Regions from separate parts of the Mus musculus genome. Here region 2 is linked to region 1. The links are chromatin loops, found by intact Hi-C in ENCODE. Cell type or tissue: left cerebral cortex. All regions are shown on one strand. Links, peaks and the distances in the headings refer to the core of each region. The heading gives the core; the rest is flanking DNA. Region 1 overlaps Inpp4a (inositol polyphosphate-4-phosphatase, type I). Region 2 has its middle 12 kb from the start of Inpp4a.

The links. Hi-C counts contacts between places; a loop is a spot of excess contacts. Peaks named below come from ENCODE experiments on the same cell type or tissue, not always from the same donor. Only the 100,000 strongest peaks of a DNase experiment are listed, where the experiment ranks them.
Region 2: a loop joins it to region 1, with 2.5 times the contacts of the local background. A loop is called at or near these places in 36 of 42 quality-filtered maps.

Annotation. Positions count from the first base shown.
Region 1 is chr1:37,397,034-37,405,033 of GRCm38, reverse strand. It overlaps Inpp4a (inositol polyphosphate-4-phosphatase, type I), which reads right to left. Exons shown (of 26, transcript NM_030266.4): 25 at 6,114-6,268. Among named protein-coding and RNA genes, the nearest start is that of Coa5, 29 kb to the left of the region's middle. In left cerebral cortex, for the core only: a CTCF peak has its summit at 3,161 (motif pointing right); a DNase peak (open chromatin) is centred at 3,163.
Region 2 is chr1:37,283,397-37,292,209 of GRCm38, reverse strand. No RefSeq gene overlaps it. Among named protein-coding and RNA genes, the nearest start is that of Inpp4a, 12 kb to the left of the region's middle. In left cerebral cortex, for the core only: no CTCF peak of the experiment used is centred there; DNase peaks (open chromatin) are centred at 3,528 and 3,834; H3K27ac peaks cover 628 bases.

The sequences.
Region 1 (8,000 bases), core at 1-8,000:
ATGTGGAGACACAGAGGTGAGACCTGCCCTGGGATCCTGCAGTGCTCGGATCTGCAAAGGACAGGCTTACCCAGCCCAATTTATAGGTTCAGTCTGGCATCTGGTTTTCACTACTAACTGCTTCTGCGGCTCTTAGACTTTACTTACTCTTTTAGAGGAATCCAGCCCAGGGGAAATCCTCCAAGTATGATCAGGGGATCTTGGGGAGAGAATGCAAGGGCTAGATTTATGGTGGGTGGGTTTGGGAACATGAGAATATCAAGTACTAGAAACTCTGGCTTCTCTAAGGCACTCCAGGTTTTTCACAAGACTCAAGAAAAGAAACTCCCTTCATCCAACTGGAGGTCAAAATCGGAAACATGGCCTAATATGAACTAGACAAAGGAGAAGCCATTCACTGTCTCACACAAGGCTAGTGGGCTACTTTTATAGAGAACAAGTCCTCTCTGACACACATAAATGTCAGGGTTACTAGTCACCCTGTTTTAGGAGCAGTACCATGTTCAAAAGAAGGGCAGCAGCGGCAAAACCAGAGTGACTCCTCTTCCTCACAGCCCCAAGTCTCCCAACTGCCAACACTTAACCCACAGTGTTGTTTTAGGACATTTTTATTTTTGTTCACTATTAACCTTACTTAATAGTAAAAGAAAAAAAAGATATCTAGACTTTATCTGGAATTAAACATACAGTTTTTAAATTAAAAAATGTTATTTCAAGAAAAAGTTTATACCCCTCACTAGTGCTTGGATTAGGAACAACCCTGAAGTCACATGCAACAGGTAATGTGTTGGACTCGGTGGCATGTATGCCTGCATCCACAGCTGCATCGTCACCCAGGGGAAAGAAATGAAGGTGAACAAGTGTTACTCTGCAGACTGTTTGCTATTGCACTCCCAGGACTACGCTGTGAAAGGTAAGTAGGAAGTACAGTCCTATTACATGGGGGCATCTAGATCAACTGGTTGATAAGCATCTCTTTTTCGTTAAAAGGCAAGGAAGGTTATCGATACACTTAAGGAATAGTATCAAATATACAAATTCTTTTCAGACAGCATCCCTTTCTCTTGAAACAGGGCACACAAGATGTACAGGTAATAAATAGTTATACATCAGAAGATATTTGGTACAAGGAATCCCAGGCCAGCTAAATATTGCAGTCACAGGCACCAGAAGAACATGTTACAAGCACTGAAGACGCTACACAATTGAAATGAACGAGTCCTCTTGATGGAAGAATTTGGCAGGTATATACAATTCAGAAGAACAGAACATCAAACTGTAAGGCATGAGATATTTCTCGGCAGACCTTGCTTTGACACCTTCCTTCTGTCCAGTTTGGTACACGGTGGCTGGATATATTCGGGCACTTTTGTCTGCCTCATGACTAATTTTTCATAATGATATCTATTTGCAACGCAATTTGGTCACCAGGTACGCTATGCTCAGAAAGAGCCACACAATCAGTAGATTGGGGCTTAGAGCTAATAAAGGAATGGAACAGAGAAGGCTGGGGTCTAGCCTTAAGTCTCGGATGGGCACCAGGCCGCTCAAGTTCTTCTGGGTGACTACCTCCCGTGTTCCAATGCTGTGAAAAGGAAAAAGTTGGGAGAAAGGAAAAGAAAAGGGGAAAAGGAAAGAAAGAACAAGAAAGAAAGAAAAAGACACATGCGATGGGGTTTACCCCAAAAGTATGGGGAGAAAGGAGAACCAAAAGATAAGATTAAAAAAAAAAAATGGAATGAGCCACAACAGAAAGAAAAAGGAGATGCAGAGAAGTGTGGACAGAAGACCAAACAGAACCAGCACAGTCACAGGAAGAGAAGGGGAGAAGAGAAGTGAAGATAAGAAAAGAATCCTGCATCCACCAAAGTAAACACACGCAGGCTGAAGGATGGTTGTCCATGTTCACCCTCTCTCAGCTGGCCAAGCGCAGCTCCATGCCGCCCGCCTGCTGCCCACCCGCCATGCCCCACATGCTGCAGATGAGCATTTCTGAGTAGCAAGCTGAACATGAAGAACCATGGGGTTTGACCTTCTCACAGACGCCTGGGTGGCGTGGGGACAAAGCTGCCTTTTGAGCCACACAAAGAAAAGTAATTTACCTGGGTGTGAATCCAGGGCCAGGTCCTCCCACACCTGCCTCAATTCTCAGAGTGTCAGAGGGGTGACACAACCCTGTCCCCCACTTTGAAATGGACTGTTCTAGAAGATGATCCTTCAAATGGAGTTGACCAGATTTACAGTGGAAATTTGCAATCTTTCCTTCTTTTAGTGCTAAAGAAACAATGTCCTGGGGGCTGACTGTAGCTCAATGGTGAACTATGCTAAGTGGCACTAGGTCTTGGGCTCAAGTCCCAGTACCAAAAAAGGGAAAGCGGTTTTGAGGTTGGATGGTATCTGGAACCACATGACTGAGGAGCAACATCCCTCCCGCACAAACATCCACACTGACTCAGACCCCAGGGCATGGCCGACACGCTGAGAGAACAGTGTGCACACGAGTAGGCAGGGGCTCAAGACACCTTCTGCAGCTATGACAGCTAGGGAACACTGCAAGCCGCAAGCACTTACTGATGATCACGGTGTCTGCCGGGGCTGCTTGCCAGGCCACTGCGGCTGCCCAGGAGGGCCTACTGTTTGTGAATTTCAGTTCCTCACATGGGACAGAGGGCCACGTCTGTCTGTGCCATTATCCTCGGACTCAGCCAGGTGGGTGCTGGGCTTAGCCCACATGACTTACAGGAACTAAGTAGCTGAAGTTAGACCCAACGTCACGTTCCTATTCACTGGGGGCTTGAAATGGGCCCTGGTACAGAATTCTTGTTGCACATGTGGCAGCCACTACAGATCAATTATTACTGTTACTACTACTATGCTGTGGGGCGTGCGTGCGTGCGTGCGTGCGTGCGTGCTGGAGCATGAGTTTCTGCAGTGTCAGCTATGCTCCTGCCTCACGTTTACTACCGTATCTGATAAGGCACAAGTGAGACAGCAAGAGAAGCAAAATTTCCCCTCTACTCAGGCCACTGCAGGGATGCACTGCTATCTTTAGGGCTCTATGTGCTGCAGGGCCGGTCACCACTGTGGCCACAGTGCTTGCAGGTGACTAACAGACCTCCTCTCACCATGTGGGTAATCCAAAACAAAGGCACGTCTTGGTCAGCAGGGGGCAGTGTCAAGCACTGTTCCTGTGCTGAGATCAGCAGGACAGGCAGAGGCTTTGCCTTGTAGCTGCTGAAAATAAGCATTAAACTTAAGTGTGCCCACTGTAGAGATTTTAGATTCCAGAAAATTCTGTGGTTATAGACAAGGAGTGGGTTGAATAAGGAAAGAAGAGAGAGCATGAAATATGTTGATTTCCTAGGACGGTCATTCCTTCCTCACAACCTTGGGGTCCTTATTTTATAAATAGTAGAGCAAAACAGCCCTAACCTACCAGCCTTTGAGCAACAGTGACGACAAGCATGATGTTCCAGGACACTGAGCAGGTGCAGCTCACTAGCCTGGGTTCAAATCCCTAGAGATCTACAAAGACGTAACTAAAGACCACTGTGCCCGATGTGATGTCCCAGTCTAGCTCTGAAGGTCTCCTCTACCAAAGGGTCATGTCTTGAAGGCTTGGGCCCCAATGCAAGCAGTGCTCAAAGTGATCAAAGATGCTCACTTCTGAGAAGTGGCTGGCAAGGGCTCTGCCTTCATCAGGAAACTAACAGACTGCGAGATGGTAACCGTGGAAGACAGGACTGGGTAGAGGATGCAGGTCAGGAGAATATGTGTCTTTAAACGCTTTTAAATTGCATTTATATGCATGTGCCACGGGGGTGGGAGGGGCTGTGTGACTTGGAAGAGTTGGTTCTGTCTCTCCACCACATGGGGCCCAGTGGTCAAGCCTAGGTCCCCATCATGCTTGGTGACAAGCCCCTTTATCTACTGAGTCATCTCAACAGCCCTTAGATTTGTTTTGACAGGTTCATACATTTATATCATGAATTTTAGTCATTCTCACCCCAAGCCCCTCCCTCTTCATATAGGAACCCTTCTCCTCAAGGGTCCCTTCCTAAATATGTGGCCCACTGGGTTTAGTTAAGAGTTTCTTGCCAGAGTGTGGATGGAAGGTTATTTACTCGAGCGAGGGCAAAGTCGTGCTATTAAAAGGTGGGTCTAGCCCCAGGCCTGCATCGCTCCCTGGGTCCTGGTCTGTGTGAGCATCTGTTCTCGGCCATGCCCTTCTGCTGGGAATCTGCCTCACCACAGACAAGAAACAAACCAGCCAAACCTCGCAGACTGCGAGCGGAACCCTCTTCTCTTCTACTCCATTCTCAGGTATTCTGTCATCGCAGTAGAAAACTGAGCCACACACAAATATGCACTGAAGTGTGGTATTGTGAGTCTTGGATCATCAGACTCAGGAGGGATTTGGAAAAGTCTGGGGAAGCGACCTAAACGAGCCTTCGAACACCGTAAGTAGAGTCTAAAGGGCAATGAGAGCAGGCCAGAGGCCATCCATGTTATAATCTAACAAAGAGCTTCCCTATATTTTATCTATATTTTGTCCTTGCCCTGTGGACAGCTGTCATAGCAATTCCTTTTCCTTTTTAAGTTGTGGCAAGGGTGTTACTGGCTTCTTTTAGCCAATTAATGGTAAGAACTGGGAACAAAAAGCAGAAAAAAAAAAAAAAAAAAAAAAGGTCTCAAAACTTTCAAACATGCCCAGAATGAGGCACAGGTAAATCTGGGACAGGATGCTGTAGCCTCTAAAGAGACTAGAGCTCACTCCTGTGTGGATGTTGTGGGCCCCAGCTAGTGCACCCCACCGAGAGGAGACAGGAGCATGATGCCTTTGCTTTTATCAATAGATTAGCCCTATGACTGGGCTGTAAGTTATTGCATTACTACTGGGATACAGTTGGAGGTACCATTGAGATAGTGGCTCCTAGGGGTATGCGTTTGAAGGACACTGGTCCTGGCCTTTGCTGTATCACCTCAGGGCCCCCTGTCTGTTGGCCTCAGTAGCCGACATCTGTGGCTCACTAGAGCAGGTTTTCTCCACACTGCACAATTAATGGGGCACAGAGCAGCTGCCACCCTCAGAACCGGGATCACATTGGGCGCTGAGGCTAAAGGTTATGGATAGTCTGGACACAGACTGTTGCTCTTCCATCACCAGGCACAGAGGCATGGAGCGAGCAGCTTTAACAGGGAGGTTTAAATGAACTTGGAGACAGACAGGAATGGAATGTCGCCACTTTTGCTCCTATCAAGAGCCATGAGCTCAGGCGTCCCTTTGTGCGTTGTGAGAAGGTCAAATGCAGAAACATACAGAAAGGATAAGAGGATTGAGCACATCGAGGACTCGGTGAGAGGACAGATGGTGCAGAACGCTCAGGAGAGTGACTGTTGGAAACAGACTGTAACAGCATTGGTGGCTACATCAAAGGAGACGGGAGGACCGGACCGGTTTCTTATCCTTTCTTTTGGTATGCAGGGCAGGGAGCTCCCAGCAGTGCTTGAAACAAGGCATCCATCAACAGAGGACAATTTGAATTCTGGGTTTCATTCTGCAAACACATCTGCTGCCTCAGAATCAGGACATTATTAGGGGGAGGTGGCCAGGGCACACAGACAGCTATCACCATAAAACACTCACTGGACATTTTGCTCATGAGAGCAGTCTCTGTCCACTACTAGAGAGGCAGCAGAGCAAACCAGTGCAACCTGCAGACACAGTTCCTTCCCTGGAGTTTGGAAGTATACAGTGCATACAAACATACGATGTAAAAGCAGCTGCCTGCTGAGAAAGCGTGGGCTCTAAACCCCACCCACAGCCAGGTGGCTCCCATCACTGTTGAACGGTCTGACCCAAGCCAGCCCATCACTCTACTGGGCCAATTCAGTTCTGTTCAGAGTGCTGGCTTGCCCCCCCCCCACCCCCCAGCCTTCTAAGAGAATACTGCCTGAGTTTAACAAGACCATTAGTGTGAGTAATGGTCAAACTCAAGTGTGCTGGAAGTCTGGGCCCCATGTGGAGCAGAGGCATGGGCTCATCTGCAGTTTACACAGCAAAGGGAGAGCAAGTGGCTGGGCAGATGCAGCCTGGCAGCAGCCTCACTCACCTGCGCATGCACTCCAGGGCTTGTGTGAAGACCTGCGGGGCCATGCCGTGCTCGTGCTGCAGGATCAGACACTGCTCCAGGGTCACCGACATGGCTGTGCGGTCCTTGGCACTCTTGCAGCTGGTGAATCGGACCCCGTTAAGGCGGCGACAGACCTGCAGCAGGAAAAAGGCTCTTAGGAGAGGGAAAACCAGCAGAAAGACAGCACCTTCAAAGGGACAGAGCTCACCACAGGTCTGGCAGGAACACCAACAATAAAATAATTCCAAGCCTATTCCTAGCCTGACTGCCTGGCTCTCCAGCTTTGTGTCCTGCTGAGATGGTATCAGAACCTAAGTTAACTCCACCTGAGCTTCATCTGCCCTCCCCCCACCCCACCCCACCGCCGTCCCTTAGAACCTGGCCCTTGTGTGTTTTCCCAAGAGAAGTTCCTTCTAGAGACCTTTGGGCATCACTGCTTCACACTGACCCTGACCAGCTATCCCTTCTAAGCCATGCTAGACCTTCTCGGCACAAGGACAGCATAATCCAGCCAGGGAAAGCTACTGCCACCCAGAGTCCCCTTGTCCCTGGACACAATAGTATAACTCCTCTCCCACCACAAGAACACTGGGGCATGTCTTTTCATTTCTAGATACACTCCTAGATTCCTGTCTCTTAGACACAGCAGTCCCTGCCACAAGAAGGGATCTGCAGAGCCAGGTTCCCAGCCCAGGTCTACAGCTGGGTGTGAAGCTCTGGCTAGGTCTCCCCACCTATGAAATGATAAGCTGACCTGACAGGGTTTTTCAGCTGACTAGCAGGGACTGTTCATATACAAAAAGGAAAAGAAGACTCAGAAGAGAACAGCTTCGAGGGACAGCATCTAAGTGGCATGGCTTTGCTGCCCCATACCCATTGTCACCCACAGGTGATCATATGGGATGGGATATGAATTGGAATATACAAAGGCTCCTGGGAACTCTGCACCCCTGAATCTATGCTTCTATAACTGGAGCTCTACTAAAAACAGAAACGACAGGACTGGAAGGCCTGCTTTCTGACTTGACAGGAAAGGTCAGCTGCCCCCACATCTAACTGGCGACTGTCTGTGACCAGTCTCTAAACAGTGGCACGAATGGGTGTGTGCATCTGCAGAGCCATCAGTCACTATGCTATTCTAAGAATGGATCAGCGAGGGAAGGCACTAGTCCATTGCTCAGCATGTCTGTCACCCTTTAGACTGTGCTGAATAGAAAGGCTGGCTCTCAGAAGCACACGAGGGCACCTACGAAAGGGGCTACCACTTCATAGCAGTTCCCTCAGACTAACATTGAGGGGCACGCCCTGCTCTGCTGCAAGATCCAAGAGAAGGCAGGTTCTCCTTCTGTGTTTCCATCCCATTTGATAGGCCCAGCCTGACAATGCCAAACCAGACCCCAAACTAAGTGAAACAGGGAAATGCAGTCTGTGGATCTTGCTAAGACTTTTGCCACTCAGTGTTTCAAAGCAAGCTCCAATCTAATACAAGCTCAAAGAGCGGCTAGCCAGACAAACAAGATCCACAGCAGACCTACCCTACATCTCCCACGGGATAAGGTCTTGCAGCTGGCCTGTTGTAGAAGATGAAGAGACAATAGGCAGAGGAGAAGGTCTGCTCTCTAAAGCTTCATCCCACAAGCAGCTCAGCAGCTACAGCCATTAGCAACTCAAACGTAAAACTCATCAAAGAGAAAGCCCACCACAAAGACACAAAGACACCTAAAACAGGGTGTGACAGCACCACAGTGACCCTAGCTCAGGGCCTGACAGCAGCTGGGACTGCTCTAATGAGTACCAGGCCAGGCAGGGAAGTCAGACAGTGGCGTCTCCCTCCAGTGTGAGTGCGGAGAGTCAAACCAGCATCTG
Region 2 (8,813 bases), core at 426-8,425, 110 kb after region 1:
GGAGAACAGGTACAGATAGGCAAGTCAGAAGACAGGTAGAAACAATTGGAATAGGATATGTCAAAAGCAGAAACCCAGCTTGGCTGCTCCCCTGGCATAGTCAGGAGTTCCCTGCCTGTTAGTCCCTGCTGCATGCAGGTCAGGGAGTCAGATGACAGGAGATGGGGGTGGTATGTCTCCTCCTCCTTCTGAGGGAATCTATCCTCTTTCCTCATGGTGGTATGTCCCATAAGTCCTCAAGCCTGCTTTTCCTGAGATAATTTTAATACCCTATGTGCTCCTGCAGTCCCAATCCACCCTGATAAATTTATAAGGTGACCTCTTTCCTACTTTGAGAAACAATCTATTTTATCAGTCTGTGCCACGTAGGTTGTGCTGACAGATGTTGACATGTTCGCTGAGGTCCATAGTCTTCCTCCATCCTCAAAGCAGAGTCAAAAGTTGCTTGTCAAAAAGGCACAGTCTGAGCAATCACTCTTCTACACAATATGGAGTAACTTAGTTCGGGGAATGGATGGCATGATCTTAATGCCAGCCGCTGGGGAAGATGCCAAACATCTTTAATCCTCACACATGGGTATTGAACTTAAGTCCTGATTCTTCCTCCCAGCCCCACGCTCCCAGAAATAAGGATCAGTCTCAAATCTATTTACAAATACCTTGGCCATATAGCTAGGCTCTTCTCCGACTAGAATCACAACTTATTTTAACCTACATTCTGCCACGTGGCTGGTTACCTGTGCTTAGCAGGTACCATGTGTCTGTCTTGTTACATCTTCCTAGTGAATTCTCGCCTGGCTCTATCCTAGAATCCTTTCTGCCTCCCAGATGTCCCACTTCTATTCCCTGCCTAAGCCATAGGCCATAGGCTTTTTTATTGACAGATGATGCATCCATACAATACACAAGATATTCTTTCTACACTTGTGTGGCAGAGGCAGGCAGATGTCCTTGAGTTAGAGTCTGCTTTACATAGTGAGTTCCAGGCCAGCCAGAGCTACATGGTGAGATCCTGTCTCCAATAACAATAATAATAATTTTAAGGGGGAGATGACCAAATCTATTACTCAGTTTTACTATCTCCACAACAGCCATGGCTGATTTGAAAGGCTTTTTGCATTCCATGATGACTGTGAGCTCCTGCCAATTGTCCTGCCATGGCCTCCTAAGAGATGGGATTATAGGTATAAGTCATCATATATACAAGTTTTTGAGCACTTAGTATTGTTTTAGAAAGTTGGGTGCCCTACTGAAGGTGGGCCTTTGTAGAGGAAACGGGTCATGAGGGCGTAGCTTACAGGTTGAAGCATAGACTCTCAGGTTTAGACACAGGTTCCCTTTCTGCTTCCTGGTCTGCTGTTCTGACATGAGCCATCGGTACTGACAGTTCCTGCTGCCACAGCCATGAGCCACTCCTGCCATCCGCTGTGCTGTCTCCACAGTGATAGACTGTATGCCTCTCAATCACGAGTAAGCCAAAATAAAGCCTACCTCCCTTAAGTTGCTTCTTGTCAGGCACTTGATCAAAGTAACAAGAAAAGTAATCAATAAAGACTGTGGCTGTATTGATGACCACGAGTGATAAAAGTATGGTTGAGAGAATAAAAATATAGATTACATAATTAACCCTCAGGACTCACTAAGCAAGCCCAAAGGCAGAAACAATAGATAGTAGTGATTGCCAAGTGGTGGTGGCACAGGCCTTTAATCTCAGCACTTGGGAGGCAGTGGCAGGCAGGTCTCTGAGTTTGAGGCCAATCTGGTTTTCAGAGAGAATTTCAGGACAGCCAGAGCTACATAGAGAAACCCTGTCTCAAAAATATAAACAAACAAACAAATAAATAAATAGTAGCAATAGTGGACCCTGGGAAAACGGGACGTATATTTCCAGAGTTGTCATATTATTTTAGATATCCATTTTTTTTTTACAAGAAGTTACAAGACATGTAACAGGTCGAGAAAAGATACAGGCTAAGAGGTAGCTGAGAGAGACCTGAAGATAACACAGATGTTGTGTCTACTAGACAAAGATCTTAAATGGGCTGTTATAAATATGGTCAAAAAACTAACTTAAAAGCCACTTCTTTAAAACTAAGGAAAAATATAAGAAGATGCATCAAAAACAGAGTATAAAGGTGTGGGAACTGTATTTTGATGCTGCAAGTTAAAGAGATATCACTGAAATGAAAATTCAGTTCCAGAAATACAACCAGAAATAGTCAGCCAAAGAGAGACTTAGCAAACGAGAGGGTTGGCCAGTTGATAGCGCATCGTCTGAGGAAACACACAGGAAAATTCATAGAGGAAGATCAACTAGGAAGAGCTTAAAAGTTTGGTGGGACACCATTAAACACTCTAGCTGTGTACAGTGGGAGTTTCAGGAGGAGAGAGGGCAGAGGGATGGAGAAAGGGTCTTTGGAGAAATACCCACTAAAATCTTTACAAATTTGATAAGAAGATATTAACCTCCACATCCAAAAAAGGCCAATAGGTTTCTTCTAGGACGACATCAAGAAGATTTACACCTTGTCACGCGGCGTCATGAAGGAAGAGAAAGCTTTGAAAGCAGAAAGAAGCAAATTGATCACACATAAGTGGTTCTCAATACAATTGACAGCTGTCTTCTTACCAGAAGAAACATTAGAAGCAAGCAACACTGACCCAGTCAGCAGACTGTTGCTGCCATGAAAGACCATGACCAAAACCAACTTGGGGAGGAAAAGTGTGTTAGGTTTGTAATTCCACATCTTTCTCCCTTGCTTTGGGTTTGTTGTTGTTGCTGTTATTGTTGTTGTTGTTTTGTTTTGTTTTTTGAGACAGTGTTTCTCTGTATAGCCCTGGCTGTCCTGGAATGCACTCTGTAGATCAGGCTGGCCTCGAACTCACAAATCTGCCTGCTTCTGCCTCCCAAGTGCTGGGATTAAGGCGTGGGCCACCACTGCCCAGCCCTTCTTCTCCCTTGTTAAACCATTAGAATCTCTTACTTAGACATTTCCACATTCCTAAAGCCAGCCACCAAGATTTACTCCCTTATTTGGCCACTTACTTATGCCTTACTCATTCCTGAGGTCAATCCCCAAGGACCAGCCATCAAAATCCATCATGTGGCTATACGAGCTAACGTGTCCAATCGGGACTCACCGACTCATGCTATCATAGACTTCCCCTTTTCTCCTTAAAAGCCACTCCTGTAGAGTCACCTGCTGCTATCTTTGCTGGATCTAGAGGCACCCTCACCTGACTCTCCCTGTCCCTCCCAGGTAATACGTTTCCTCTAGAGTTTGGTATCTGTGTTAGTTCTGTGAAGAGTCTGAGGCCACATCACTGTTACAGTTTCATGCTGTAACTATGGACCAAGCTCAGTACTAAAGAGCTACTCCAGATATGCTCTGGAACCAGCTAGGGCAGTGTCACCAGGAATCCTGCTAGAAATGTTGAACATCAGGCCCTACCTGATTATTCTGACACACTGTCTTGCTCACATGATCCCCGGCAGAGTGCCATGCACGCTAATGTCTGAGAGACAGAAGGTGTCACATGAACGCTTCTTTACTTATTCAGTATAAATTTTATTTCCTTTTCTATCCACTCTGTTTTGCTTTGCTTTCAAAGGGTGTGTCCTAATTCATTCTCTTCTAAAGTAAAACAGAACCTCTGGTCTGAAACAGGAGGCTAGGTAGGGGTGGAATGAGTTGGTAGGGAGAGGATCCTCCCTGAGTGTGGAGGAAACTGGCAAGTTGGGGGTGGCAGGACACTTCATCTCTGTGACTCAGCACCTGGCAGTCCTTTGACAGGTTACTTAGAAAGGATGCTGTCTGTTCCTGATATCCTCAGTTGCTTTGCAATGATCCAGGTGTGCTGGAGAGACGCCATGGCCTCAGGAACCAGAACGGAAGCAGATCCCGTTGCCATGGGAACACGGCAGCCGATCCTGTTGCCAGGGAGCATGCTAACACACCGTTGCTTTTAAAAATAAAGCAGTTTCGTTCAACTCATGCATCAAAATCAAAGAACAGGGTTGGGGCGGGGGGGGGGGGGCGAGGGGCGAGGGGCGAGGGGGACGAGTTCTGAAGTTCCTACAAATGTCAGGGTTTTGGGTTTTTTTGTTTGTTTGTTTTTTGTTTTGGTAAAGTCTCATATCAAGTCTTATAAGCTTAAACTTGCTTTGTAGTTAGGATGACCTTGAACTCCTCATCTTCTGATGCCTCTGACTTCTGAGAGTTGGGGTTGCATGAGTGATTTATGGGTGCTGGGAATTGTGCCCAGGGTTTTGTGCATGCCAAGAGAGCACTCTACCAACTGAGTCACGACCCCAGCCCTGATCACATTTTTCATTCTTGCTAACTGCACAAAAGTTTAAAGTGTAATGCTTCTTGAGGTATTTTTAGATTCTATTGGCTATAATATGGAGCAGGGGTTGCAGTTGATGCCTTATTTATTCATTTTTTTAATGTATGAGTGTTTACCTGCATATATGTCCATGTCCCGTGGGTGTGCCTGGTACTCTCTGAGGTGAGGACATAGGACCCTCTGGAACTGGAGTTACAGATACTTTGATGTGGGTATAGGGAACAGAAGTGTGGTCCTTTGCAAAAGCAGCAAGTGCTCTTAACCACGGAACCACTTCTCCGGCCACAGGGCGGTGCATCTATTAACCAAACATATATGGGTATGTGTATATAACAAACAAAGTCACTATCAGGCCTCTAGAATAGTGTCAACACAGCCTGTTATTTTCTATTGTATTCCCTTCGAGCTTGTAATTTGATTGATTCCATGACACAAGAATGAATGGCAACCCACAAATTTTTTTCCCAAGTCTTCAGTAGACTTGTAGTAAACTTGAAAGGAGAGCATTTGGATGTATTCTGCTTATATTTATGAAGCGGATCCAACTCCGTCTAGCACAATTTAGCAGAGAGCTGACAGACGTGAGTGCCAAAGCCCTTGTTGGACCTTGAAGGTGTGTGTAGGCTAGCCACAGATGTGAACTCCAGAGCCCTCATGTGATACTGAAGGCGTATCCTAGTGACAAGATGAGTCATTTTGTTAAACGTCAGTTCTCTACCTGAAAATGATCACTCTCAAAGCTCCCTTCTCCTCATCCCACATCTCTCTCCCCACTTCAGCTCACCCTTGGCTGTGCCATAAATTACGAGATCCCTGAACTCAGGTGTCACGGAATGGGCAGAGTGCACCATGGGAGCCTGGATGAACAAGGGCAGGGTCTGCCAGAGCAGTCGGATTCAGGAGGCAAGTTTGGTTTTTGTTTTCTTTATGAGAAAGAATCTCATGTAGCCCAGGTTGGCTGCAAGTTTTCTATGTAGCCAAGGATGGCCTTGAACTGATGCTCCTGCCTTAGCCTCCCAAGTGCTGAGGTCACAGGAAGGAGCCACCACACCCAACTATGAAAATGACACTGTTCCACTATAAATAGATCCTTCCCGGTTGCCACAGGATGTGCTTTCCTTCACGTGAAAAGGCAGACTTCAAAACAGCCTGTTAGGGGTAAAACCGACCGTCAAAAAGAGTGCGCGTGCTTAATGGATGCAACTTGATGTATTTGCATATATGCACGTGCCTGTAAGGCCAGTACCACAATCAAAACAATAAGCAGGCCTATCTCCTGCTATGACTCTTACCATTTTTAAAATGACCACCTAAAAGAGATCAAAGGCAGATATTATAAAAATAGTTTCTAACAGCAAATACAACTGACTTCCTAGCATGAAGGTTTATTCTCTATCCCAGGTGCATGCTCTTTCTTATTTTGTTCATTTATTTACTTATTCATTTGTTGTCTTCGTTTGTGTGTGTGTGTGTGAGTGTGTATGTGTGTATGAGTGTGTGTGAGTGTGTGTGTGTGAGAGAGAGAGAGTGTGTGTGAGTGAGGGTGTGTGTCTTTGGGGGCTTGGTTCTCTCCTCGAATAATGTGGGTCTCAAGTACTGACCTTGGGTTATCAGGCTTGGCATCAAGAGCCTTTACCTGTGAAACCATTGTCCTGGCCCCTCATCATACACATCTCTGAGGACTACAGCAAGGGCTCAGAGATTCCAGCTCTTCAGTATCAGGACCTCAAAATCAGCCACCAAAAGAGAATAACATACATCCACCGACAGAGAAACCTGCGCTACATCCACTCATATTCACCTGGCCAGGGATGGTGATTCAAGGTGCCTAGCTGCATGGGTGGCTGAAGGGTAAAGAGGGACAGCCTCACATATGTAGGAGGGAGGAGAAAAGCAGATGTGACCATTAGTGCTGTTATCAAAACCACCTGATCCATTGAGAGAGACACATACTTAATGGCTATTCCTGGTTGTCAACTTGACTATATCTGGAATGAACTACAATCCAGAATTGAAGGGCTCACCTGTGATCCAGATCTTGAGGCATAGTGGCCATGAAAAGCTTAGGCCCAGGCAAGGTAGTACAGGTCTTTAATCCCAGGAAACTGAAACAAGGAGAGTTCTGAGCTCAAGGTCAGCCTGGGACAAAGTAAATCCCAGATCCACACCTTTAAATCTGGACCACACCTTCTGTTGGAGGCCTACATAAGGACTTTAGAAGAAGGAAGATTCACTCTTCTTTGCCTGCTTGCATTTACTTGCCAGCACATCTGTTGGAGTCTACTTCTACAGAAGACCAGCTGAAACAACTAGCCTCTTGGGACTGAACAACTAGGTTCTTGGACTTCCCATCCACAGCTGACCATTGTTGGGTTAGTTGGACTGCAGCCTGTAAGTCATCACAATAAATTCCCTCCAATAGAGAGAGACATTCCATTCGTTCTGTGACTCTAGATGCTAACCCTAAGATGCTTAGGAATTTACTTCGTATCAGTCATTGCATCTTCAATTCTATAAATAACATCACCGTAATGGTTACTTTGCAACCCTGACTTAATTACTAAAAAGAAGCAACCACGCCTTGCTCCCAGCCCCCAACCCTAAGACTTGTATGGAAAGCAGCTCTCCCACTCCGCTTCCTCCACCCTGGCTTTCAATCATGTCCCCCACACAGAGGAAGGCTTCAGGTAAGAACACATGTGTGGCTCAGCCAGACCCCTTGCTGGCATCCTAAAGCACTGGCAGACATTCTCTACAAATCTCTTTTCCTATCAGTCTTTTTTATACTATAATCACAGGTAATACACACTCACGTGTATACACATACACACACACACACACACACACACACACACACACACACACGTTTCTCTTCTCTGACAAGTGTAGGGACTGTGTGGCTGCGCTTCAACCATCAGACAGCGCAGCATTGCCACCAAACCTGAATGCTGAGTTGAGTGACCAGTGTGGAGTGTGCATAATCGTAAGCAGCAGCTGGAAGAATCAAATCACATTGTCAGGGCTGACACTGGCCGGCAGTCACCTGGGTCTGGGGTTCACCACTGCCAGCTTCATCCAGGAACACCTGATACACAGGATCTCCGTGCTGCAATGACCGTACCAGAAGTCCTGGGAAAATGTCACAGGTGACTTCCAACGTATCATTCATCACTGTCCGAGAAAATTTCCCTGGGAATGTAAGAGTTCTCTTAACAAAGCAAGTAATCAGGTAATGCTTTTAATATTTCATACTTGAAGGCGTAGACGGGGGTGAGAATATTTTCCTAAAATTATTTACATCTATCCATCTCTGCCTTATTGAAAGATTTAAGATTATTTCACAGGAGTTTCAAAGGAGCTGTGAAGTTTTCATACTCTACTCTGTCACCACAGATGCCTCATTAAAAAAAAAAAAGAAGAAGAAGAAGAGACACCCTCAACACCTAACATGGATGGATAGTCAGGGGTGAGGAGCCAGTATGCTTCATGGTTGTCATGTGTATGGGTACAGTGAGCCAGGAGGTAGGCTTACCAGAGTCTGCTGGTGGCTCTCACTTGGTCCAGACACATGAGCACAATTGTAGTTAATCTTGATCGTTAACTTCTTCGGAATGTAGAATTACCATGAAAACAACCTTCAGGGCTTGGCTGTCAGGGTTACCTTGGGTGACTAGGGTGGGAATGTTCCACCTCAGATGGGGTGACGCTGGGTCCACCATGGCTGCATAAGGACAGGTGTGACACAGTGACACACCTCCTGCCCCTGGAGCATCGCCAAGTCATTGATCCCCACGTGTGCTGCTGACTGCTGTTGCCCTGACACTGATCTGTTGTCTCTTCTATTTTACTTTCAGTCTCTCTTTCTGGGGAATACACTTCCCCCATTACACAGAGATAATCATGTCATAATAAATGAAACAGATGCAGTTCCCAGGGATCAGGAATGGAAGTGACCATGAGGCCGTGGAGGGCAAGGATCAGGCTTTCCACTTGGCCTTTAGGGCCATGGGAAAGGATTTGGACAACGTAACTGTAGAGGCCATAAAAGCCTACATGGTCCTTTGTAGAAATTGCTTACTACAGGATTGGGCCTTGAATTTGGTGTTACGAGGAGATGCATGTGCCCTCCTGTCCAGTGCGTGCTGCATTAATTAGCCAGGGTGAATTTGAAGATATCAAGGATAGAGAGTTAAAGTTGTTTCAAGAAGGAAAGGCAAGAGACTGAGAAGGTGTTGGGAGCCGCCCCCACATTCGCTGTCACAAGATGGTGCTGACATCCTGTGTTCTAAGTGGTAAACAAATAATCTGCGCATGTGCCAAGGGTATTTTACCACTACTTGTACTCTGCCTTTCCCGTGACGTCAGCTCGGCCATGGGCTGCAGCCAATCAGGGAGTGATGCGTCCTAAGCGAAGGTTAACTCTCCTAAATAGGGACGGGGGGTTTCGCTTTCGTTTAGAAGGG